Regions from separate parts of the Homo sapiens genome. Here regions 2, 3, 4 and 5 are each linked to region 1. The links are chromatin loops, found by intact Hi-C in ENCODE. Cell type or tissue: PC-9. All regions are shown on one strand. Region 1 holds the start of TRR-TCG5-1 (tRNA-Arg (anticodon TCG) 5-1). Region 2 holds the start of TRT-CGT3-1 (tRNA-Thr (anticodon CGT) 3-1). Region 3 holds the start of TRT-CGT1-1 (tRNA-Thr (anticodon CGT) 1-1). Region 4 holds the start of ZSCAN23 (zinc finger and SCAN domain containing 23). Region 5 holds the start of TRA-CGC2-1 (tRNA-Ala (anticodon CGC) 2-1).

Region 1 (5,000 bases):
GCTTAAATTCAAGGAAAATCAGTTGAGAATGAATTGGTTACATGATCATAAAAGATAAAGAAAAAGTAAAAGGCAGTTAATAACTTTGCAGAAAACTAAAAGGCACATAAGAAATATAATCATAGTACTATATAGCACAGCTGTGAATAATTTTTTATAACCAATAAACCCTGAATTTAGAATTATGATGAAATTAAGTAGGAAGGATGAGGGAGGGGAAATATATATGCAGGGATGAGTAATGTATGAGAGGTACCTCCAGAGATTGACTTTCAACATGAAGTGAAAAGAGCTCTGCAGACCAGCTTCCAAGTGAAACTGGTGAAAATTATTTTTTTCAAATCAACCATTTAAAAGTCTCTGGCAAAGTGCTGGCCGTAGTAGCTCACGCCTGTAATCCCAGCACTTTGGGAGGCTGAGGCGGGTGGATCACGAGGTCAGGAGTTCGAAGCGAGCCTGGCCAGCATGGTGAAACCCTGTCTCTACTAAAAATACAAACTTATCTGGGCACGGTGGTGGGTGCCTGTAGTCCCAGCTATTCAGGAGGCTGAGGCAAGAGAATTGCTTGAACCTCAAAATAATGATAATGAATGAAAGAATTTTTTTAAGAGTCCATACTGTATGATCCCACTCACATGAAATTCTGAAAACTATGAACATGTAATGATGGAAAGCATATCTGGTTGTAAGAGGGGAACAGGGCTTACAAGAGGGCAGGAGGAAGCTTTTGGGGGTGATGTCTATGTTCATTATCTTTATTGTACTGGTCGTTTCATGATTACACATGTTATACATATATGATTGCATATATGTGTAAAACTTACACATAGTTTAAACTTGTGCAGTTTATTGCATGGGAATTATGCCTCAATAAAACTGTTTAGAGTACATTGTCTGGAAAAATATCATGAAGCCATTCTGCAAGTATAGTTGTGGGTCTTTTCCCTCTTTTTTCTTTTTTCTATACTATGGAGGAGATCGTGTCTTGTTGGATTTCTTGTTTGTTTGTTTTTGTTTTGAGAAGGGGTCTCAGTCTGTCGCCAGGCTGAAGTGTAGTGGTGCGATCTCGGCTCACTGCAACCTCCGCCTCCCGGGTTCAAGCGATTCTCCTGCCTCAGCCTCCCCAGTAGCTGAGATTACAGGCGCCCGCCACCACGTCCAGCTAGCTAATTTTTTCTATTTTTAGTAGAGAAAGGGTTTCACCATATTGGCCGGGATGGTCTCAGTTTCCTGACCTCGTAAACCCTGGGTAAGTGATGGGACATGGGGTTTTCTCAGTAGGAAGATGTTTGACAACTTTTTCAATTTATTTCGTAGTTTAACTATTCATTATTGCTATTCCTTCTTGAATCGTACTTAATAGTCATGTCGTCCTAATAATTTCTCCATTTCATAAAAGTATTCAAATGTATTTGGCCAGATTCTTTCCCCTTTTGTTTTGTTTTAACGTTTACTGGTTTAATTTTTTTTGTTGTTCTATTTTTTATATCTTCCTGACCAGACAATTGTTTTGACTTTCACTGGTTTATTATAAAGGGCATTACAAAGGCTCTCTTTCGCCTTTTGGAGAAACTGCTTCCTCTTCTTCAAGATCTTTTCCTGGCTCGCCTCTTCTCCTGTTTTCAGGTCTCTGTTAACACCTTGGTTCCTCAGATATTGCGGACAGTCTAATTCGCCCCGCGACGTGAGGGAGAACCCAGGAGCGGGCTCCGGTAGAGAAAGAAGCTTCCGGTCAACGACCACATCCACCTGAATCATGAGCAGGTTTTAAGGCGTGTGTTTCTTCAGCTCCTCTAAATTTTAGAAAGGGGGCGATATTTAAACTGACCTCAAAAAGACAAGGCTCTCAAGTTACACTCTTTTGTGTGTCTGCGAGTCAAACTTGTAGCGCCTACTGGGGACCAGTGGAAACGTGATGGTCGCCCCCTGCGGGACCAGGTGAATAAAGCTCCTTAAGATGCATTCAACTGAGTTCCCTGAGCCCATTCAACAGGCGGGAAGAGGATACTCCCGGACCAGGGCTCACGCTTTCTCCATCCCACCCCGGACTCCAGGCACCTGTGTGCCAGCCTGGCCAAGCGTTTCCTCCAAAGTACAAACAGCTGAAAGGTGGTGTGCTGGCCCCACCTGAATCACTCGCAACTCCAAAGAGGTGTGTGATGCAACTTCCCATTTCCACGGGAAAGGACTGCAGAGAATTCACGTTCACTTTCGGAAATTAATTGGATGCTATAATTTTGTGGTGTGGGAGGTTGTGCAGTCTTGTTTTAGAGTGAAAAAGGGAGAATCAACCACGAAGGGATTCGAACCCTCAATCTTCTGATCCGAAGTCAGACGCCTTATCCATTAGGCCACGTGGTCCCATGGCTTAGCAACTGCAAAAAATATGAGAAATGTTGTAAGATTGGCTATTAACCTGGATTTTATATATATATTGTATGGTTCTACTTATATGACATGATTTCTGTTGTTAACCTAATTTCAAAGATAGTGTAAATTATACAAAAGCTAAATAACTTGCCAGTGTCACACAATAACAAGGTAATGCAAAGTGAGTATTTGGATTTTCTCCAAACTCCTACCCTTAACTTGACACCAAATGTTACACCAAATTTTGCACATGCACCACGTTGCTTCTCTCAGCTGGTGACAAAAAGTTGTAAAGAAAGGGAAAAAGAAAAGCATTGAATGTCTCTCTATAATCACTACTACACATGATCAGTTTGCATTCAGCATTGAGACCCTCTGGAAATAAATGAAAATCACCAGGTGAACGAGAAAGACCCCCTCAGGCGACCTTCTCAGCTTGGCGTCCAATTCAGCTGCAACAGCTGCAATTAGCATTAAATAGAGGCATCTTCCTAGGCCTGGCTCCGCTTGGTAACCAAAACTAGGCCCTGCTGAATAGTCTCTAGTGAGACGTTTGTTAAAAGCCCAAGAGTATAGCGGGCACTTAGAGAATAATGTAGAAAATGCGTATCATCTTGTGCAACCACTCGGTGGTGGCGCTGAGTGGTAGAGGGGGCAGGAGCCAGGCTTTAGGCCCGGAAAGTTGCAGTTCGAACCACTTCGTAGTGGTTGTTTTCATTTCAGTTCTTCATTTGACCCAGCCATCCTTGACTGGCAGCATTCTGACCTCCCACTAGTGATGTGCCGGTGGGAAACACACAGGAAGGAAAGGCGCGCGCGAGGCCTGCCCCCGGAACGAACGACGCCTGCGTGGACACCCTCCTGTGAGTGCCGGAGGCGTGGTGAAAGCAACGGGGTGCATTTGGTGGTCTCATTCCCCATTACTGGGAACTCTTTGAGAGCCTGATTTGAGTCTTTATGGGACCTCCCTCTTCATCCTGGCTTCCGGCTCTCTCAAAGTCTGTTACACAGATTTTTCATATTCCAGAAGGGCTGGAGAAACATATATTTACTGAAAAGCTCTTCTATTCAGCAACTGCATCCTGAGGAGGCTGCGCTCTCTTTCTCTTGCCCTCCACGAAAGCACCACCCGGATTCTCTCACCCACCTGGTCAAAGTGTCAGCTTGCAGGGATCTGTTCTTAACCCAGCCTGAAGGGGTTCAGTGAACACCTAGGAACCAAACTTACTCTTGAGACCTAAAAGATAAGAAAGAATTAGTTTCAAAAGAAAAAAAGTGCAGAAAGAGGCTGCACGTTGTGGCTCACGCCCGTAATCCCAACACTTTGGGAGGCCAAGACGCGGTAGGGGGGTGGGGGAGTGGAGGGGAGAGTTGGAGGGGGAAGTTGGAGGGGGGAGTTGGAGGGGGGAATTGGCGGGGGGCGGGGGGGGATTGCCTAAGGCCAGGAGTTTGAGACCATCCTGGGCAACATAGCGAAACTTCTCTCTCTCTTCTCTCTTAAAAAAAAAAAAGCCAAATAGATGATCCAGCAGATGGATCAGTATGTGCAATGGTATAAAAAATTTTGCCCAATTAATTTGAAAATTAAAACAGTAAATTCTGCAAAAGTTATCAGTTATGAAATTCGATTCAAGAGGAAATAGCAAGTAACTGTTACATAAATTGAATAGTCAAAAATTGTCCTACAGAGAAAGTCCTAAACCCAGATATTTTCACCTGAAAGTTCTTCAAAACAATCCAGGGAGAATAATTTCAATTGGATACAAACTTTTCCAAACGTAGTGACAGAGGGAAGACTTTTCACCTCATTTTCACCTTCATCCTAATACCAAACCAGAAAAAGACAATGAGAGAAAGAAAAATCACAGGTCAATCTCATTAACGAACATAAAATCAGAAATAATAATAATAAAAAAAAGCTGAATCCACCAATGTTTAAAAATCATAACAAATCCAGATTTATACCAAAAGCAGGATGTCAATTTAACGTGAGAAGAACAGTGTTATGATTCAGTACATTAAGAAATTAAAGGAAAAAAATAAGTTCACCTCAAAAGAGGCAGAAAAACATTGGATAAATTTCACTGTCTGCTCACAATGCAACTGTTAACAATCTAGAAATAGAAGGAAATTTCTTTTACTTAATTTTTAAAAGATAAAAATAATCTACAAAAAACAACTCTTAAAGGTAAAAAGTTTAAAACACTTTACTTGAGATTGGGACTACAAGTGGTATACCAGGAATTGCGACTTCCATTCCTTCCCAGACAAAAGGAAAGTTAAAAAGTTATAATTCTTAGAAAGGAAGAAACAGAACTATCTTTTCTTTCTGTTTTTTCTTTAACAGATTGTTTGTGTGCAAAATTAACAAATTTAAAATTAAATTATTATATTATTAAGAGTCTTAACACATTTTCCCTTGATAGCTGTAACAATTTATGAAAGCAATGACATGCAATGCAGAAAAACCTAGAAGTCACAGGAAATGAGATATTTTGATATTTCAATTAAAAAAACACAAAAATATGGCATAATTTCATTTATAGAAACTACAAACTAAGCATCCTAAAATATCTATTGTTTATGGATACAAATATAATTAGTAAAGCTAACAAATAAGAGCAAGAGAA
Region 2 (5,000 bases), 110 kb after region 1:
GTGAGCAATAACTCCCCTGAGGTTGCAGATATAGGCTTTTTCTCAATTGGGGGGTTTTCCCCCTAAAACTTGATGCCAATTCCTTTTAAGTATTTCTTACATTTATACTTTCTCCACTTCTGATTATGTTACTGGTTATCTGCTTTTCTAGTTAATTTTAAATTTATTTTCTGAAAAGAACACAATAAATAGGAGAATACATCTGAAACCTTATATTTTTTTCTTCACTCATAATTTTTGAAATGTGTTTATGTTCAATTACACATGGATTTTGGTTGCTCTTAATATAAAATTAAAACTCCTTGGCATGGCCTCTAAAATTCTGACACAGTTTCGTCCTATCCTTCTGCATCCCATCTCTCAGGCTGCTTGCCCATGGCCTTCCCACTGTACTCATACCAGCTTTTTTCCAGTCCAATGCACTTTGTCCAACTTCCTCTGCCTGGGTTTTCCTATGCTCTGTCTCCCTTTCCTATGCTGTCCTCTTTCTTTGCAACTGAAGACTCTCTTCTTATCTCCCTGATGAAACCAAATCCCATCGGTGTGTTCTAAATCACAGTCATTCTTTTTTTGCAGCACTTATCATAGCCACAATGTTATGTTTGTCATTATATAAATAACTTCTATCCATTCACCCACCCCCAACTAAGCTCTTATCTCCTTTGGGATAGAGACCAGGCCTGTTCAGTTTACCTTTCCACACCTTGGTGTGAGTAGGCATAGAATTAATAATTTTGGGAATGAATGAGGGGATGACTAGAGTTCCGTAATTATCACATAAAACAGATGAAGGCATATCTTCCACTGCTTGAAGTTAGCTTTAAGAGGTGTTTATGGACCACATAGAATTCTTTTCAGAATTCACTTCAGTGATCTCACATCCAGAAATATAACTTTTTGAAACTGGCATGCTGGCTCAGAGTCATAACACTCCTGTTGGGAAATCTGCTTCTAATAACCCACTTTAAATCAACCAAGGGAAGGGAGTGATAGTACTATAAAAATCAATGTCAAGAAATAAAATATGACCCCTGTCCCTAAAACAGCTTATTTTTTCTGAACATTCATTTGCGATTTACTGTTTATTGATTTATGAAAGTCATGGATTTTTTTCAGTGGCACATGGACACCCAAGAACTTAAGGAGGTCAGAGAAAATCTCAAAAGAATATGCAAAATTTGTCCGTAAGTCTGTGTGTGTGTGTGTCTGTGTGTTTATAGACAAAATTTTTTTTTAGATAATGTAATGAGTTCATGTGCCATAAAATTTTAAGAACCATTATTCTAAATCACACTGGATACTGTTTGTTTTTATAAATAATATTATTTGTTACTTAAGACTTTGACTTAAATAACTTTGACTTAAGTAACTGAGAAATATTGGATTTAAATATTAGCTTGATTATCAGCTGTAAGATTTGGGCAAGTTTATTTCCTTCTGATACTTCATTTTTAATCTGTAAAATTGGCATAATAATGTTTACTTCAGTGAATATTCTAGGAATTAAAAGCATGTGAGAAAATACACAAAGTGCAACTTAGTAAATGTTCCATAAATTGCAACCATTTTTCATCCATGTGGACTTTAAGCAAGGTTAACATGGAGTTTGAGAAACCAGAAGAATATATTTTTAATGTTTTGAATTAAAAGTTTTACAATTTTATTTTAGAGATTTTTTATCCGTGATTGAACTTGAACCCCTGAGTTTGGTGAAATTCCAATATAACTGTCTGGGAGATCATCAGAAACTAATAGTCTTTGAGGATGCAGGTGTAATGAAGAGAGATTGGAGAGATTAAAGCTCTATGCAGTGGACTTGATATTGTGATTAAGGATTATAGACTAAAAATTGTGATAAATTTACAAAAACAGACGGCCCTTATTAAAGGGGGAAAGAAAAAAAAACACGCACACCCTAAGGCCCCGCTGGGATTCGAACCCAGGATCTCCTGTTTACGAGACAGGCGCTTTAGCCAACTAAGCCACAGAGCCAGCCGTGCTGATTCTGTGGCTTCTTTTATGACCGAATTGCACTTAATTAGGTGACAAATTCTGTTGCCATTAAGAGTTACTGTGTTTTCGAATACATCAACTTTGCAGTAAAGGCAGACTCCTGAAAGGAACTTCTAGAAATTAGACTCCCTTCAAGTCCAACAAAACACACCCACACTCACACAATCACTTAGAAAATGTGCTTAGAACAATGTCAGCGCGTCCCAGAGGGCAAATAAAACCGTGAAATCGGAGAGTGGAGATGAACCATGTTCCCAGCGGAGGAAGAGGCATCGGTCTCTAGACGTGGCGAGAGCAGTTTTTACATTCCATGGCATTGCGGTGATTTCGAATCATCAAGTGGTTGGATTCTAAAAGTGGAGTGAAAAGCTTTTCTAGCAAAACAGATCATTCAGAATTTTCATCACATTAATGGCTTTTCTGGCCAATTAGAAGATAGCACACGGATGCGCTGAAAAACAAAAACTGTTAACGCGTTCAGACTCTCCAAACAGCTGCCAGATCACTGCTTTAGAGAAAGCAGGCGACAGCTGGGAGGCGACCTGGTCGGAGCTCACTTAACGGTTTTGTATTTCAAATCCAAAGAGACTTTGCCTGCTCGAGGCTTGTGTTCCCGCGGCTCCTGAGAGGGGGCACAGATGGAAACCAGAAGGGGAGGCGTCACCGGACAGGGTCTTTCCTAATTCTGCCTTCCTCATTTTGGTTCTTCAAGCTTCAATTAGATGTTTCCTAATATCTTCCTTATGGATCCGCACCTTGTAGAAGCTAAACAAACATTAATTGATTGAAAAATCCCCAAATTAAGATCCATTCTGAAACTGTTAACGATTGTATCCTAGTTTTCTGCCTTTGCTTAGTACTGAGGCTGGTGCCAAAGTGAGGGAGTGAGTTCACCAAATAAAGCAAGCGTCTCTGCACATTACCCAGCTTCCCCGCCATGTTAAAAAGACAACAGGGAGGACTACAAAATTCCCTATTTAACCTGGCAAAGGCTGTAAGGGGCTCTGGGCCGGATAATGCCCTTGAATCCTAAAGTCTTTCTTAATTCCTCTCTTGAGCCAAAATTTGGAGCATTGCCATTTCGTATCCCATTCAGAATGTTTTTGTAGTGAATATAAACTTATTTTCCTGTTAACCAAGATAGTCACGTTTTAATTTAATATAGATTAACAAACTGTTATGATTAGACCTGTACTAACAGTTACTGTATTAAGAGTTACTGTATATTTACTGAGTTTGGGAAGCAACATCCCCCAAAATCATAAGGACCAGGAATCATAGCCTTTCTGAATTTGAATCAGCTGAATTGTTTATGATCAGGATTGTACTAACTTCAGTTACTAAAATATAACTGGGATGGCATCATGTCCAGGGAAATATTGTTCAAGTTTTTTCCAACAAGAACGATGTATTGAATACCTACTATGTGTCAGGCATTGAAATAACTTCTGTAGACACAACTAGGCACAAGGTAGCCAGATGATAAAAATCAAACAAGAAACAGTATCACAATAAAAGAAGTACAATGTGATAGTTGAGTGCCTAGCAGGTCCCAGTAATCAAGTTCAAAGCATAATACTTTGTTTTAGGTATATTTCTGACATTGCCCAGTTCAACTAATTTTAAAATTTCTTTTTGACTTTTGCTGGAAAAAGTCCTAATAGATTTTTCCCCCCTAATGTCACAATTAGTACTTGAACACACCTAGAATACGTTCAAGTTAATCCAAGATATTTAAACAAAATAAAGAATATGGCTGGGCGCAGTGGCTCATGCCTATAATCCTAGCACTTTGGGAGGCTGAGGCAGGCAGATCACCTGAGGTCAGGAGCTGGAGACCAGCCTGTCCAACATGGTGAAACCCCGTCTTTACTAAAAATACAAAAATTAGCCGGGCATGGTGGTGGGCGCCTGTAATCCCAGCTACTCAGGAGGCTAAGGCAGGAGAATTTCTTGAACCCGAGAGGTGGAGGATGCAGTGAGTCGAGATCACACCACTGCACTCCAGCCTGGGCGACAGAGTGAGACTCCGTCTCAAAAAAAAAAAAAAAAAAAAAAATTATTGGACCTCGTGAGACTTACTACCACGAGAACAGTATGGGGGAAACAGCCCTTATGATTCTATTATCTCCCACTGGGTCCCTCCCGCAACATGTGGGAATTATGGGAGCTATAATTCAAGATGAAATTTGGGTGAGGACACAGCCAAACCATATCACTAGCCCAGTGGGATCCTCCTCCAAATAGAGTTGCACTCAAAAAGAAAAAAAAAATATGTGAGTGAATTGAAAGGCTAAATAATTCACATGAGATCTCCAGCCAATTTGATGCAAAAGTGCTCAACTAACATCAGAATCCAAGACAGCTGACTGAGGGATATGAATATCAATACTGGAGCGTGGGGATTTGTCACAACTGCAGTGACTTCATATTACCCTCAGTTATGCTTTCTTTGTTGAGAATAGGGTGATTTACTATACTACTAGTTAGTAGCTGTTAGTCCCCTGAAAATTCATGTTTAAATCCTACCCTCAGTACCTCAGAATGTGATCTTATTTGGAAATAAGGTAATCAAAGAGGTAATTAGTTAACTTGAAGTCATACGGAGTAAAGTGAACCCCTGATTCAATATAACTGGTGTTCTAATAAAAACGGGAAATTTGTCTGGGTGCAGTGGTGGCTCACGCCTGTAATCCCAGGACTTTGGGAGGCGGAGGTGGGTGGATCACCTGAGGTCAGGAGTTCAAGACCAGCCTGGCCAATATGGTGAAACCCCATCTCCACTAAAAATACAAAAATTAGCCGGGCGTGGTGGCAGGGGCCTGTAATCCCATCTACTCGGGATGCTGAGGCAGGAGAATCACTTGAACCTGGGAGGCGGAGGTTGCAGTGAGCCAAGATCACGCCATTGCACTCCAGCCTGGGGACAAGAGCGAGACTTCATCTCAAAAAAAAAAGTAGGGGGATGGAAATTTGAACATACACAC
Region 3 (5,000 bases), 54 kb before region 1:
AGTCCTACAAAAGCAGTCTAGTCCCTAGGCAGGAAGGGGGTTTGCTTTGGGAAAGGGCTGTTATCATCCTGTTTCAAAGTTAAACTATAAACTAAGTTCCTCCCAAAGTTACTGCAGCTTACACCCAGGAATGAACAAGGACAGCTTGGAGGTTAGAAGCAAGATGGAGTCAGTTAGGTCAGATCTCTTTTACTGTAATAATTTTCTCAGTTATAATTTTGCAATGGCAGTCTCACTCCTTGGCTTGTGGCCAGTAACTGCAATCTCTGCCTCCATCTTCACAGGGCCGTCTTCCCACTATGTCTGTGTCTCTGTGTCCAAACCTCCCTCTCTTCGAGTAAAGATCCCAGTCACTGGATTATGCCCCACCCTAATCCAGAATGACCTCATCATAACTTGATTACTTCTGCAAAGACCCTAGAAAGGCAGATTTATTAGAGAAAGTATGAAAATAGGTTGCAAGAAAGCAATGGCTAAATCAGCATGAGAGAAGCTGACTGCAAAGAAACAAAGGCTTGCTGGAGACTTTACAGAATAGGGTTTATGCTGTAAACTGAAGAGGGCTTTGTGCAGTACTGATAATGCCAAAGTTGAAATGAACTGCCTTGCAGGTGTGTGGTGATAGTTGAGCACAGGAAGATTGTGAGTTGTTTGTACAAGAGGGCTATGTGTCCTGGACCATGAAGAAAGGCAGACTTATAGCTTATCTGCTTTCTGTTCTTGCTTTCCCTTGGTCCCGCCAGTCTGACTCCTTTTCCCAATTAGGACTCCACAGTTAACTTGGTCCATGCCCAGAAATGAGAGAAGACAGCCAGCCCATGAGGCTAGAAGCAAGATGGAGTCAGCCACAGCCATGTCAGATTTATGCTACTGTCATAGGTTTGCAAAGGCAGTTTCAGAGTAAAAGGATTAAACACTTGTCCCTAATTGTTCAATAAATAAGAAAAATTATAAAAAGCAACAATATAGTGAACTTTATTGCTTGTTTAGGTGCCAAATATCCTTCTAAAATATTTTGTATACTTACTCAACAAGCTCTCCCATCAACTATATTAGGTAGGCTTATTACTATTTCCATTCCACATGTGAAGAAAGTGATGCCCATGGAGCTAGAGCAATTTGCTAAAGGTCCCTTAGCCATCAAATGTAGCAGCTGAGGTTTGAATACAGCCGATGTGACCTAGTTCAACAAGGTCCCAATCAAAATGAACAGCAGTGAGGTCCAAACATAGGGACAATTTTCCAATGTTTTACGTTGCTACTTATGATACTTAGAGTAACATAGTAGCCACATTGTGAATATTTCTCATTAAAAAGTAAAAAAACAGGCCAAGCGCGGTGGCTCACACCTGTAATCCCAGCACTTTGGGAGGCTGAGGCAGGCGGATCACTTGAGGCAGGAATTGGAGACCAGCCGGGCCAACATGGTGAAACCCTGTCTCTAATGAAAATACAAAAATTAGCTGGGCGTGGTGGTGCACACCTGTAATCCCAGCAATTCTGGAGGCTGAGGCATGAGAATCGCTACTGCACTGGAGCCTGGGTGACAGAGCGAGATTCCATCTCAAAAAAAAAAAAAAAAAAGGCAAGCATGCCCCTGCAAATGTCCTAATTTTTGTTTGTAGCTACTAATGGGTTTGTTGTTCATTAATTTCTTATCTTATGAATTCAATTATAGAGCTGGAGATTTTTAGAATCTAGAGAGATTTTATTTATCTGCATGCCTACAACAGTTATCTACATGCTTTAAACTGTAACACATTGTAAGTGCTCAAAAACATTTTACCACAGTTTAAAGCAAGACATACGAAATTGATTGAGGTGGGTCACATGCATTATTCTTTCGCACTTTTTGCATTTGCATTGTCTTCCTCCTAAAAATTTACTTTTTAAAAGTAAGGAATCTGAGCAGGATGCAGTTAAACAACTTGGGATTTATCCAGTTGTGTTCTACTGCTGTTAAGTTTGGTGAGAATGTTTGGCAATTAGTGGGAGGACGCAGTTCTTCGTCAAGAAAACAATTTTCAGAAACAGCTGATTTTCTCTGGAAAACATCAGGCCCCACTGGGAGTCGAACCCAGGATCTCCTGTTTACGAGACAGGCGCTTTAACCAACTAAGCCATAGAGCCACGCGGAAGCACTCTTTAGAGGTGAATCTATCTCATTTTACTTTGACAAAATGAGTTTAGTTAGTTATCTGCTGTCTTCAAAAAATATGTCAACTCGAGAAACACTTCATTTCCTCAGTATCTTTTGAAGACATACGAATACACGGGGAAACGTATTCGGCAGTCTACAGTGTCAAAGGATTTTTCTATTAATCCAAGAAAGAGCATTACAGAAAGCTATACAATACGTGAAGACGATTAAAAGGAATATATCTATACATAATTTTAAAAAACCTTTGAATCTTGAAAGTCACTCACTTAGGGTACGTGAAGCTGCCAAATTTATCAGAGAAGGAACAGGCATCTCTCGCATGGAGCCGTGGGCCTCGGCGTTAAGGCACTCTTCAGCTACAGGTGGCAGCCCGTTTAGCTCTTCTTAAGGTCTTGTGATGTCATTTTCAAGAGGCCAGTAAAGTTCTGTGTCACGTGGGGCCTCTCAGGAGGGGTGCGGAGGTGGGGGAGGGGCGGGGAGCAGGACTCCACTGCTTTGGCCTCAAGGAGTTTGGTCGACACTTGAAGACTGACCAAGAAAAAGTAATTTGTCCCAGTTTTCTCCCACCCTTTGTTTTCTTCTGCTCCTCTTGGGCTTGTTTTTTTTTTGGGGGGGGGGGTTCTTTCTTTTTTCTTTTCTTTTTTTTTTTTTTTTCCCGCAGTAAGTTCTGAAAATCGCCTCCCAGAGGAGATAACGCGTTCTCCTCTGTAACCCGTCCTTCCACGTCCCGGTGGTGGGGGGGGGGGTCCCGGTTCTCATTCTTTCGGGGACCTGCAAGGAGCCCCGCCCGCAGGCTTTGAACCGATTTCGGCTCCGCGTCCAGGAGCAGGCCCTACGTAGGGCCGGGGGAATTCAGGTGCGTCTGCGGGGCCCAGGGCACCCAGGGCAGGCGGGGACTGAGACGACTGAGGGTTGAGGGACAAGGAGGTTGGGACTGGGGAGGGGAGACCCGGGACCCGCCCAGAACGCTTTCGTGGGGTTGGAGAGGGCAGGACACAGCCTCTCTGGGCCCGGTAGTATGCGAAGACACGCATAACGCAAAAGGATTCCCGTCCTGGACTTTGGGAATTAAGGCCCTGAACACATTGAGCAAAAAGTAGATCTGTCTGTACAGACGTTTCTTTCCACGTCTTTCATAGTAAGGACTTTATTAAAAAGCAGGCACTCGAATCCTAGGTGGGTAGATGGGAGGCTGGGGCTGGGGATGGGGACGTCCTCTGTTTTCTGGTTGTGCACATTAAAAATAACTCTCTGCTGCCTACTCCTAAACGCAGCCGGCAAAAATGAGACGTCAACTAAGCGCCGTTTCAGTCCCAGAGCCAGGTCGTCCATGGGGGTTTTCAAGCGTTTTCTCGATGACTGATTTTTCTAGAAGCGAATGGATTTTATTCTCCCAGGTGTAAAGGCTACCTCCTGCTTCACACCCGGGTAACATAAAAGACAGCGCTGGGACCGAAACTCGGGTCTCCTGGGTCCTGGTTGGCTGGAGAGAGGGGCAATGAACGTCCCGAAAAGAATTCTGTCTTTTCTCAATATCTGGGAGGACTCATAACAGGGTAGATAATCAGGATGGATGTTTGGCAGGTGGGAATCTTTGAGACGGTCTGTGCACACAATTTTAACTCTACTTTTGCCAGTTTGGAGGACATGAAATTCCTGATGAGTGTATGTTAAAAGGGAATAGAGAAGGTAATATACACAACGTTCTAAAATAATTGCTTTTCGTGGAGGCAAAGTGGCTAAGCAGTCCAAAGCGCTGGATGAAGGCTCTAATCTCTTGGGGTGTGGAGGTTCTAGCCTGTTTAGCCACAGAAGTCATGAAACCACTATGTGGTATTTGTTAAATAATGAGTTTTGATACTTAAAATAAAATGGAATTATTGGAGTGAATTTTGTTTGGTTCTGTTGAATTTGTTATTCTTACACACACTAGCCAGATTCTACTTATTTGTGGGCGGCAAGCCACCCAGGCACCGAGGCAAGAGACAGAGGACACGAGCTGTTCCAGTATAATAAAATATAAAACAAGAATAGTTATACCAAATATAGATCTTAGATATGATTATATATGAAAATCATTAATCATTAGTTTGTAGCAATTACTTTTTATTCCAATATTATAATAATCCTCGCTCTATAATCATAGCCTAGGAAAAACCAGGCCTTACAGAGATAGGAGTTGAGGGAACATAGTGAGGTGTGACCAGAAGACAAGAGTGCGAGCCTTCTGTTATGCCCGGACAGGGCCAGCAGAAGGGCTCCTTGGTCTAGCGGTAACGCCAGCGTCTGGGAAGACGCCCGTTGCCGAGCGGACGGTGGTCTAGCAGAAGCCTCAGTGTCAAGAAAAAACACCGGCTGCTTAGCAGACCGGAAAAGGGAGTCTCCCTCTCCCCGGGGGAGTTTAGAGAAGACTCTGCTCTTCCACTTCTTGTGGAGGGCCTGACATTAGTCAGGCTCGCCCGCAGTTATCCGGAGGCCTAACCGTCTCCCTGTGATGCTGTGCTTCAGTGGTCACACTCCTAGTCCGCCTTCATGTTCCATCCTGTACACCTGGCTCTGCCTTCTAGATAGCAGAAGTAAATTAGTGAAAGTACTAATAGTCCCTGATATGCAGAAATAATGGCGTAAGCTGTCTTTCTCTCTGTCTCCTCTCCCTCTTTGCCTCAGCTGCCAGGCAGGGAAGGGCCCCCTGTCCAGTGGACACGTGACCCACGTGACCTTACCTATCATTGGAGATGACTCACATTCTTTACCCTGCCCCTTCTGCCTTGTATCCAATAAGTAACAGCGCAGCCAGACATTCGGGGCCACTACCGGTCTCCGCGCATTGGTGGTAGTG
Region 4 (5,000 bases), 99 kb before region 1:
TCTTCTCATTATTCTAATCAGGCGTTTCTCATCCCTGCGCCATGAGCTTGGTCTTGCCTTCTTCCCTTATTCGAACCTTACCCAATCTCTGCAGCTTGATTCAAATCTCACATCCTCTCTGAAGTCTTCTTTACCCATTTCAGCTCACCCTCTTCCAACTGCCCACTCATATGTCATGTACTGTATGAGTCCCACCTTTCACCCTCAGTCACAATTTATCTTGTACCATTACTTCTCTTCAGAACCTTTTTTAAATCCAAAAAGTAGAGAGGAATATAGAATTCTTTCACCAAGTTCTATTACCCTGAAATAAACAGTCTTAAATACTGGAATGTGTCCTTTTCTATGCATTTGCAATCGTATATACACATGTATACACATGTGCACACATAGAGTTGATATAAGCCCATATATTTTATTTACCTTAGACAAGCAGAAGGTAGTATGAGATAGCAGAGAACACAGGCAGATCTGGTTGTTAATTTTTTTTTTTTTTTTTTTGAGACAGAGTCTTGCTTTTGTTGCCCAGGCGGGAGTGCAGTGGTGCGATCTCGGCTCACTTGCAACCTCTGCCTCCCAGGTTCAAGCAATCCTCCTGCCTCAGCTTCCGGAGTAGCTGGGATTACAGGGACCCACCACCACTCCTGGCTCATTTTTGCATTTTTAGTAGGATGGAGTTTCACCATATGGGTCAGGCTGGTCTCGAACTCCCGACCTCACGTGATCTGCCCACCTCGGCCTCCCAAAGTGCTGGGATTACAGGCATGAACCATAGTGCCAGGCCATCTGTGAATTTTAACGCAGTGATCTTGGGCAAGTTAGTTGATTTTTCTAAGCCTCAAGCTCATATATGAAATGAGGTCAACAACTGCCTTGCCAACTTGTTGAGAATATTAAATGAGATAATGCATACAAAGTGTTTTTGCACAAAACCTGGCATATAAACATGCAAATTAATCTTTTAATAAGATAATGTACAATTTTGGTACAATGGTAGTTTAATTAATAGTTGCTACTTTCCCTTAGGGCCAAGACTGTAATCTTTTTCTATTGCTCAAAGAACAAGATGAGTGGGTGAAAACATGCACACAAACCAATAAAACGGCTGTTTCATCAGGTTTGCAGAAACACTGAAAGATATACGTCTTCAGATATATTCTCTCCAATCAAATCCTAACTAGAAGCCCAGGACTACTGAGGTACAAAAGAAGGACGGGATTCAAATGAGCGAAGTAACTTCCCGGGTTATAGCTGTAAAGCTAATATAGGAACAGAGTGGAGTTAGCATAGCAAAGGTTTTAAGAAAATGGAGTCTGGAGCCAAATTGCCTGTATTTGAATCCTGCCTACACCCCTTACTCGCTCTACGACCTTGGGCAAGTTACTAACTTCATTTTCTTCTTGTATGTTAATTTTAAAAAGGGGCGGGACAGAGAGGTGGGGTGTAGTCTACATAATAATAGTGTCTATCTCATAGAGTTATGAGAAGCAGATAATATTTGTAAAGTGCTTAGAACAGTGCTGGGCTGGCACATAGTAGATGCTATTTATTCTTTTAAAAAATTCGATAGCAGCAAGAGCCTTTATACTATGTGAGTTAGACTAAGAAAGGCTGTGGCATAGTTTAAAACTATCCCTGCTCATTCTTTAAAATAAGTCCACAGTAGAGAATAAGACATCGGAAAATACAAACATTTCTTCATATCCGAATCTATTTGAATCCTAAGATGCAGATACGGAGAGTTCAGAGTGCCATCAGTACAGGGCAGAGAGGTTGAAGAGCTCAGGAACAGACATAGGGTGGGGGAAAGGGGTAGGGGCAACGACGCTGACTTTTGGTTAACAAAGCCCTTCCAGGCTGCGGAGCAACCTCCTCTGCCCTTCACCTGCCCGGCCCATCTCTGGCCAAGAAGACCCTGCCGCCAAATCCCCACACCCAGTCCAGGTCGCAGTGCACAGACTGGCCCTTCCGAAGCCCCTCAGCGGTAGCCCGACTCCGAAGCTCACCGAGGCATCCGTGAGAGGAGATGCCACCTAGCGCAGATCACATCTGCTCTGAATCCTTGACAACCGCAGCCCAAAGAATGATAAACTACAAAGGCCGGAAATGCGTCACCGCGGCCCGCTCTCCGCGAAACAGCGGTTCCGGCTGTGTTCCTTCTAGGAAGGCCGGAGGTTTCCACACCTCTGTGGTCGTCACTCTGAATCCCGTCTGTAGTCTTAAGTGAGATACTAGGTGACACATTGTCTTCCACGCGGCAATATAATAACGGCCAACATAGTGTTTTAACACGTATTAATTCATTACCCCGCATAACAACCCTGTGAGTTAGGTACAATTATCTCCATTTAACAGGTGAGGAAACTGAAGCACATTTCTACATTTATTAGTTGCCATTTCCTGCAAAGAATACCCTTTCTTTTCCCTGCCGTCTCATTTTATCACGATGAACTCATGGATTCCTTTACAAATAATTACTGTTATTATTATGTTGATGCTCAAATTATTTAAAATTTGGTCAGTTGGAGCCCTTTCACACTGCTCCCTCTCTTTTCTTTTTTTGACAAAGTCTCCAGGCTGGAGTGCAGTGGATGCGATCTCAGCTCACTGCAACCTCCGCATTCCGGGTTCAAGTGATCCTCCTGTCTCGGCCTCCTGAGTATCTGGGATTACAAGAACACACCACTATGCCTTAGTGAGGCTGGTCTTGAACTCCTGTCCCTCAAGTGATCCGCTCCCTCGGCCTCCGAAAGGGCTGGGATTACAGAAGTGAGCCACCGCACCCGGCCACAAACAGGTTTCTATGTCCTTTGATAAGTTCCCAACAGTTTTTGTGCACTTCACTTTCTCACAAAAGATATTTCAGTCCCATTTTATACTATTCCTACCCTAAACCTAGAATCACCATTGCTTCATGAAGCTACAGTACATCAGTGAAAAATGGTATATAGAAACCAAGATCTGGATTTCGGGCAATGAATAACCTCATTGCTACTGTGTCTGGCATTGGTTCCTGCCAGTCTACTGTGTCCAGAATTGGCTCCTTCCAGTGGGTTCCTGCTCTGACTTCAAGAATGAAGCCGCGGATACTCACGGTGAGCATTACAGTTCTTAAAGATGGTGTGTCTGGACTTTGTTCCTTCTGCTGTTCAGATGCGTCCAGAGTTTCTTCCTTCCGGTGGGTTCGTGGTCTCACTTGACTTCAGGAGTGAGGTCGTAAACCTTTGCAGTGAGTGTTACAACTCCTAAGGGTGGCGTGCCTGCAGTTGCTTCTTCCTTCTGGTGGGTTCGTGGTCTCGCTGACTTAAGGACTGAAGCTGCAGACCATCGTAGTGAGCATTACAATGCTTAAAAGTAGTGCAGACCCAAAAACTGAAAAGTGGTAAGGTTTTATTGTGAAAAGGGAAAGAACAAAGATCCCACAGCACAAAAATCAATGCTAGCAGGTTGTCACTGCTGACTGGGGCGGGGGTGGTAGCCAGCTTTTATTCCCTTATTCAGCCCCGCCCACATCCTGCTGATTGGCCCATTTTACAGAGTGCTGATTGGTCCATCTTTACAGAGTGCCGCTTGGTGTGTTTACAAACCTTTAGCTAGACACAGAGTGCTGATTGGTGCATTTTTACAGAGTGCTGATTGGTGCATTTACAAATCTTCAGCTAGACACAGAGTGCTGATTGGTGCATTTACAAATCTTCAGCTAGACACAGTGCTGATTGGTGTGTTTACAATCCTTTAGCTAGACAGAAAAGTTCTCCATGTCCCCACCCTAACCGGAAGCCCAGCCAGCTTCACCTCTCACTACTAGGACATATTATTGCCTCTAGGCTCCTTCAGTGTACAAGAGCTAGAATATATGAATATGTTATATATATAATATATTATATATAATACGTATTATATATTATCCTATATATCATATATTATATATTATATATAATACATATTACATATTATCCTATATATTATATATTATATACGGAGGATTTTATATTATATATATGTGTATTATATATAACATATATAATATATTATATACTATATATTATGTACATAATATATATTATATACAGATATAAAATCCTCCATATACATATATAATATATATATGGAGGATTTTATAAGATACTTTCTGTTCAAAAACAACTCCACAGAATTCTTTTACATTTTTCACCGTTGCACATTTGTTTTTTTTCTTTTCACCCACAGTGAAAACTCTGGCTCCCAACAGCATAAATAAATTCACTCAAACAAAATAGTTTCTTATAAACAAAATAGTTTCAAGATTATAATACCAATACATCACTAGCAATAACATATCTACTATGTAGAATTCAAAATTTCTTTGCTTGTTTTGTTTTTGAATTATATCCCATTAAGGGAGTATAGCTGTATAAATACCTTATTTGAATTAATTATTTTCTCTGTGGTTATATTTTAAACGATATATGGTTAGGAGCATTTGTTTCTGTTTATATTCCATTTCAGGGTTTGCTTTCATCCCTTTTTAATTTTTTTGACAATTCAAAACATTTACTTAGTTCAAAATCCACACTATATAAAAAGGTATGTTTAGAGGAGTTCTGCTTCCATCCCCAGTCCCTTTACCACATATACTCATACCCAATTTTCATTATTTATTTATCCTCTCCTTCCTTCCTTCTTCATTCCCTCCTCCCTTCCCTACTTTTTCTCTTTTTTCTTGCAAAAATGAGTATTTATCTTCTGTACCCCATAAGTTATGTTATATACATTCTTTCATGCCTTGCTTTATCATCTAACAGAAAAGCCTAGAAATGTCCTGTTTTTGAAGTAGTCCTCTTTTTTCACACCTGCATAATAACTCATTCTGTGGATGTACCATAATTTTTTTAACCAGTTTCTTGGGGGTGGGTATTTGGATTACTTCCAATATTTTGCTTTAACAAATAATGCTGCAATGAACAATAAGAGAGAGACTTTTGTAGAGGTTGTGTTATTTTGTACTCTCAACAGCAAAG
Region 5 (5,000 bases), 130 kb after region 1:
TCTTAAACTCCTGACTCCAAGCAATCCTCCTGCCTTGGCCTCCCAAAGTGTTGGGATTACAGGCATGAACCACTGCACGTGGCCAGAATAGGATTTTTTTGTTTTTGTTTTTGCTTTTGTTTTGAGACAGAGTCTCACTCTGTTGCCTAGGCTGGAGTGCAGTGGTGTAATCACAGCTCATTGCAGTCTTGACCTCCTCAGGCTCAGGCCATCTTCCCTTTTGGGCCTTCCAAGTAGCTGGGATTATAGGCGCATGCCACCACATCTGGCTAATTTTTGTATGTTTTTTATAGGGACAGGGTTTCGCCATGTTGTTGCCCAGGCAAGTCTGAAACTCCTGGGCTCAAGTGATCTGCCTGCCTCGGCCTTTCAAAGTGCTAGGCATGAGCCACTGTGCCCAACCCAGAATAGGGTTTTTAAAATGCAGATAGAAGCCTGGGCACGGTGGCTCACGCCTGTAATCCCAGCACTTTGGGAGGTCGAGGCAGACGGATCACAAAGTCAGGAGGTTGAGACCAGCCTTGCCAATATGGTGAAACCCCATTCTGTACTAAAAATACAAAAAAATTAGCTGGGCATGGTGGCAGGCACCTGCAGTCCCAGCTACTTGGGAGGCTGAGGCAGGAGAATTGCTTGAACCTGGGAGGTGGAGGTTGCAGTGAGCCAGAGGTTGCACTCTAGCCTGGCAACAGAGTGAGACTCAGTCTCAAAAAATAATAAAATAAAATGAAATGCAATGATTTGGAAATTGGAATGTGGCCTCAGAAGGTACTAACCTATTTCCTGATCCTGAGATTGGAGAATGTGTAGTTTCTAATTTAAATAGCAATGCATTAGGGAGATCTAGGTTTAAGTTAATGCAGGAACATTTGGATAAGTAGTTAAGGATTGTGGTTGTTAACATGGAAATGTGAGATACAAAGAGTGGAGTTGAAATATGCAGAGAGACAAATTGCAAGTCTACATTATTGAAACAGAAGAACACAGGGGTATGGAGATGAAGGTATAGGTGGAGAATTAGAGGGACATATATCCAGAGTGGTAACTGGGATAGCAGGAATATGAGACAGTAAGTTTAGCAAATCAAATGTTTTCCAAGTAAATTAAACATTCCCCACAGTCCAAAAGATCCCATTGGAAGTAGAAAACTGAGTGGGAAATGAGGTTAATTGAGAAATTAAGAGATTGAGACAGATAGCTTCATCCTTGAGGTAGATCTTGCTGGATATCAATCTCTTGGGAAAAGTCTACAGTTCAGGCCCCTGGGAAAGTTCCAGCATTTGGCTACTCTTACTCTGTTTCCTAAGGAATGGTCATAGGACAGGTCTTCATGTTCTGACATTTACTTCTCAGTGAAAGTCCCCACCAAAATTCTTCTGGACTCTTCCAGTAATATCTGAACTAGTCTTATTTTCATCTTATTTCACCACCATTCCCAATCCATTTTCCACATTATTTATGGAATTAACTTTGTAAAATTCAAGTCTGATTGTAATCCTCCACCTCCCAGGTTCAAGTGATTCTCCTGCCTCAGCCTCCCAACTAGCTGGGACTACAGGTGCCTGCCACCATGCCTGGCTAATTTTTTTGTAATGTTTTCTTATTATTGTGATCCTTGCTTTTATAATGTTTCATTATTTCCTCTTATAATGTTTCGTTGTAATATTTCACTATTATTGTGATCCTCTCTTTTTTATCATGTTTAATTATTTCCTCTTAACAATGGCAGAGAAATACTCATTGGCATTTTTGGTGTATCTTTAAATGTGAACTGAAGCAACAGAACAAATTCATTATCAATATTCCAAAGCACTCAAATGAATCAAAGCATGAACATAAGTGCAATGCAGAAATAACATAAACCTAAAAATTCATTTACTTACAGTTGCCCAGAATGCAACCTCAGTTGGGTTCTCAGTGCTGTCAGGAAATCTGTTATGATTTTCTTTTTTGCCCAGGATGGAGTGCCGTGGCGCCATCTTGGCTCACTTCAACCTCTGCCTACCGGGTTCAAGTGATTCTTCTTCCCCAGCCTCCCGAGTAGCTGGGATTACAGACGTGAGCCACCGCGTTCCACCTGTTGTGAGTTTCTAACCAACTCTGCCTTCCATTTCTACAGGCTATTTCTAACCTTTACTACTTTCCCAAATGTCCCAAATGTTCTATGACCAGCTTTCCCACACAAAAACCTTGAAAACGTGCAGTGAGAAAATGGTTACCAGGTTAGTAACTGTAGGACAAGATCTACATTATCTTAAGGTGATAGAGTGGACCTTAAGTTGAAAGCAACTCCCACCTGAATACTAAAACTAAAAAAAGCATGCTACTTTCCTCTTTTCCATCCTATTCCACTTTCCCCACCCCGCAAAAAAAAAACTATGATACGGAGACATTTTATTTTTACTGATAGTTTTTCACTGGAGACTGGGAATGGATTAGGGCCTCATTTAGTAGATCTTAAAACATTCTTGGATATTCAGCTCTATTCCCTCTTCCTGGATGCATTCATAGGAACAGTACATTTCTGAATTGTCCCTCTGACTTTGTATTACTCACCACATAATAAAACACCTTGGAAGTTTCCAGGAAACAGGAATATGGAGTGTGGCTAGTCAACCAAATAGAAGAGAAACAAACATAAAGACAGGAAATTGATCGATTTAAAGGAAATGATAATGGCAAAAATGAGAAAGGACTAAAATAGTTTTTTCTTTGTTTTTCTTATATTCTGTTCCAGAGGCTGAATTAAACAAAATCTACGTGATCGCCTTGGAGATGCCGGGGATCGAACCCGGGGCCTCATACATGCGAAGCATGCGCTCTACCACTGAGCTACATCCCCTGGCACAAGTCGGTTGTAACGGAGAATTCCTGTCATGTTAAAAACGCGAAGCATTTTATATTACCTCGTGCTCGACCAGGGAGTGACCAACTCTGAGGATGAATTCCACCTAAAGCCTAACCCAGATTACACCTGAGTAACCTCCTTCCGGGACACACTAACAACATCCAGCTTGTGTCGTTACTGAGAGCAAAGCACACTTTTATAGCTTTAGCACAATTAGTCCTCTTGGCGCAATTGAATCCCAGGCGGAAAGAATTAAGGGATTGTTCAAGATCTTTTGACAGATTTTCTGCTAGCCGAAGGCTCATGGAAAATGCAACCCAAATTCCCTGCATCTGAGTACGTTGAATGATGAAATGTACCTTGGGAGCTGTCGCTCCTCTCGCTCTCGACCCCGCTCGAAGAAGGAACTGTCCAAATAGATGAAAACGTGAAAATCCTGCCTGACCTTTCTCCCCACATGCAATGGCTCGGGCCACACATACCATCTAGCTCACCTGACACCGAAGCTTTATCTGGGAACTCTGGCTTCACCAAGAATTCTAGTTTAAGAAGGTGCGTTTGCTTGTTTCCCTCTTTTCTTGATCCACCCGTCAGCTCTTTCCCCGCACCTCGTTCTGAGTCTCCGCAAGGCTGCTGCGCGGAAGAATGAAGCTGCACGCAACAGCCTTTCCCGGGACCCGGGATAGGCCCTGGCCAGGCGCTCCGGCGGCGGCAGCCGCAACGCCCCCAACCTTTGAAAGCGCTTCTCTGCCCTCAGACCCCCCTGCAGCAGCCGCGGGCACAAAGGTTTTTGTCTCTTGCTTCAGATGTTGTACAGTGAAGAACAGCGACTCTTCAAACCGAAAATGACAACATCAAAGACATGATCCATGGAAGAAGTAATTGATAACTTATACTTCATTAAAAATCTAAAAATCGGATCTGCGAAACGCACTCTCAAAGAGAATGAGAAGACAAGCCACAGACAGAGAAAATATTTGCAAAACACATGTCTGATAAAGGACTGGTACCCAAAATATACAAAGAACTCAATGCATAACAATAAAAGTACAAACAACCTGATTAAAAAGTAGGCAAAACATTTGAACAGATTACTCACCAAAGAAGATGTACAGATGGCAAATAAGCATATAAAAAGTTTCCACATCATATATCATCAGGAAAATGCAAATTAAAACAACAATGATACCACTACACACTTTTTAGAATGGCAAAAATTCAAAACCCTGGCAACACCAAACGCTGATGAGGATGTGGAGCAACAGGAACTCTCATTCATTGCTGGTGGGAATGCAAAATGATACAACTGCTTTGGAAGACAATTTGGCAGTTTCTCACAAAACTAATCATACTCTTATCATACGACCCAGCAGTCACACTGTTTGGTACCTATCCAGAGGAGTTGAAAGCATATCTATGCAAAAACCCTGCACATGCATGTTTATAGCAGCTTTATTTATAATTGCCAAAACTTGGAAACAACGGAGACGTCTTCAGTAGGTGAATGCATAAACAAACTGTGGTATATTCAGGCAATGGGACATTATTCAGTGCTAAAAAGAAATGAATTGTCACACCATTAAAAGACATGGAGGAAACATAACATGGAGGAAACTTAACATGGAGGAAACTTAAATGCATATTACTAAGTTAAATAAGCCAATCTGAAAAGCCAATGTACTATGATTCCAACTATATGATATTCTGGAAAAGGTAAAGCTATGGAGACAGTAAAAACAGTAGTGGTTTCCAGGGGTTAGGGGTAAAGGTGAATAGGCAGAGCACGGGATTTTTAGGGCAGTGAAAATGCTCTGTATAATACTATAGTGGTGGATATATGTCATCACACATTTGTCAAAACCCATAAATTACCCAACACCAAGAGAGAACCCTCCAGTGAACTATGGACTTTGGGTGATAATGGTGTGTCTATATAGGCTTATCAGTTATAACAAATGTACCACTTTGGTGCAGGATGCTGTTGGTGGAAGAGGCTCTGCCTGTGTGAGGGCAGGGATATATAGGAAATTTCAGTACCTTCCACTCAGTTTTTCTGTGAACCTAAAACTGCTCTAAAAAAATAAAGACGCAAAAAAAAAAAAAAAAAAAAAAAGGGGAATGAAACCTTCATGGACTCAGGACAGTGACATGG

What was found. Hi-C counts contacts between places; a loop is a spot of excess contacts. Peaks named below come from ENCODE experiments on the same cell type or tissue, not always from the same donor. Only the 100,000 strongest peaks of a DNase experiment are listed, where the experiment ranks them.
Region 2: a loop joins it to region 1, with 2.5 times the contacts of the local background. A loop is called at or near these places in 4 of 110 quality-filtered maps.
Region 3: a loop joins it to region 1, with 7 times the contacts of the local background. A loop is called at or near these places in 9 of 110 quality-filtered maps.
Region 4: it touches region 1 in a loop (11-fold over the local background); 4 of 110 quality-filtered maps call a loop at or near these places.
Region 5: it touches region 1 in a loop (4-fold over the local background); 10 of 110 quality-filtered maps call a loop at or near these places.

Annotation. Positions count from the first base shown.
Region 1 is chr6:28,540,826-28,545,825 of GRCh38, forward strand. TRR-TCG5-1 (tRNA-Arg (anticodon TCG) 5-1) reads right to left here and starts at 2,361; the gene lies at 2,289-2,361. LOC107986586 (a long non-coding RNA gene) reads right to left here and starts at 4,172. Exons shown (of 3, transcript XR_001744073.2): 1 at 4,087-4,172; 2 at 3,518-3,607; 3 at 2,236-2,375. RefSeq lists an enhancer at 3,149-3,731. In PC-9, CTCF peaks have their summits at 1,938 (motif pointing left) and 2,144; DNase peaks (open chromatin) are centred at 2,126 and 3,586; H3K4me3 peaks cover 3,332 bases; H3K27ac peaks cover 974 bases.
Region 2 is chr6:28,646,289-28,651,288 of GRCh38, forward strand. It overlaps TRT-CGT3-1 (tRNA-Thr (anticodon CGT) 3-1), which reads right to left and starts at 1,992; the gene lies at 1,919-1,992. It overlaps LINC00533 (long intergenic non-protein coding RNA 533), which reads right to left. Exons shown (of 3, transcript NR_135285.1): 2 at 2,608-2,778; 3 at 1,998-2,363. It overlaps LOC105374996 (a long non-coding RNA gene), which reads left to right. Exons shown (of 3, transcript XR_926657.3): 2 at 1,117-1,184. In PC-9, no CTCF peak of the experiment used is centred here; a DNase peak (open chromatin) is centred at 2,023; H3K4me3 peaks cover 1,645 bases.
Region 3 is chr6:28,486,937-28,491,936 of GRCh38, forward strand. TRT-CGT1-1 (tRNA-Thr (anticodon CGT) 1-1) reads right to left here and starts at 2,130; the gene lies at 2,057-2,130. It overlaps LOC124901294 (a long non-coding RNA gene), which reads right to left and starts at 2,554. Exons shown (of 2, transcript XR_007059537.1): 1 at 2,428-2,554. LOC124901295 (a long non-coding RNA gene) reads left to right here and starts at 2,794. Exons shown (of 2, transcript XR_007059538.1): 1 at 2,794-3,017; 2 at 3,436-4,051. In PC-9, no CTCF peak of the experiment used is centred here; DNase peaks (open chromatin) are centred at 2,145, 2,585 and 3,075; H3K4me3 peaks cover 2,422 bases; H3K27ac peaks cover 2,166 bases.
Region 4 is chr6:28,441,393-28,446,392 of GRCh38, forward strand. It overlaps ZSCAN23 (zinc finger and SCAN domain containing 23), which reads right to left and starts at 2,099. Exons shown (of 4, transcript NM_001012455.2): 1 at 2,007-2,099. RefSeq lists enhancers at 1,898-2,408, 1,982-2,031, 2,202-2,281. In PC-9, no CTCF peak of the experiment used is centred here; a DNase peak (open chromatin) is centred at 2,129; H3K4me3 peaks cover 1,788 bases.
Region 5 is chr6:28,671,066-28,676,065 of GRCh38, forward strand. TRA-CGC2-1 (tRNA-Ala (anticodon CGC) 2-1) reads right to left here and starts at 2,842; the gene lies at 2,771-2,842. In PC-9, no CTCF peak of the experiment used is centred here; a DNase peak (open chromatin) is centred at 2,896; H3K4me3 peaks cover 2,018 bases.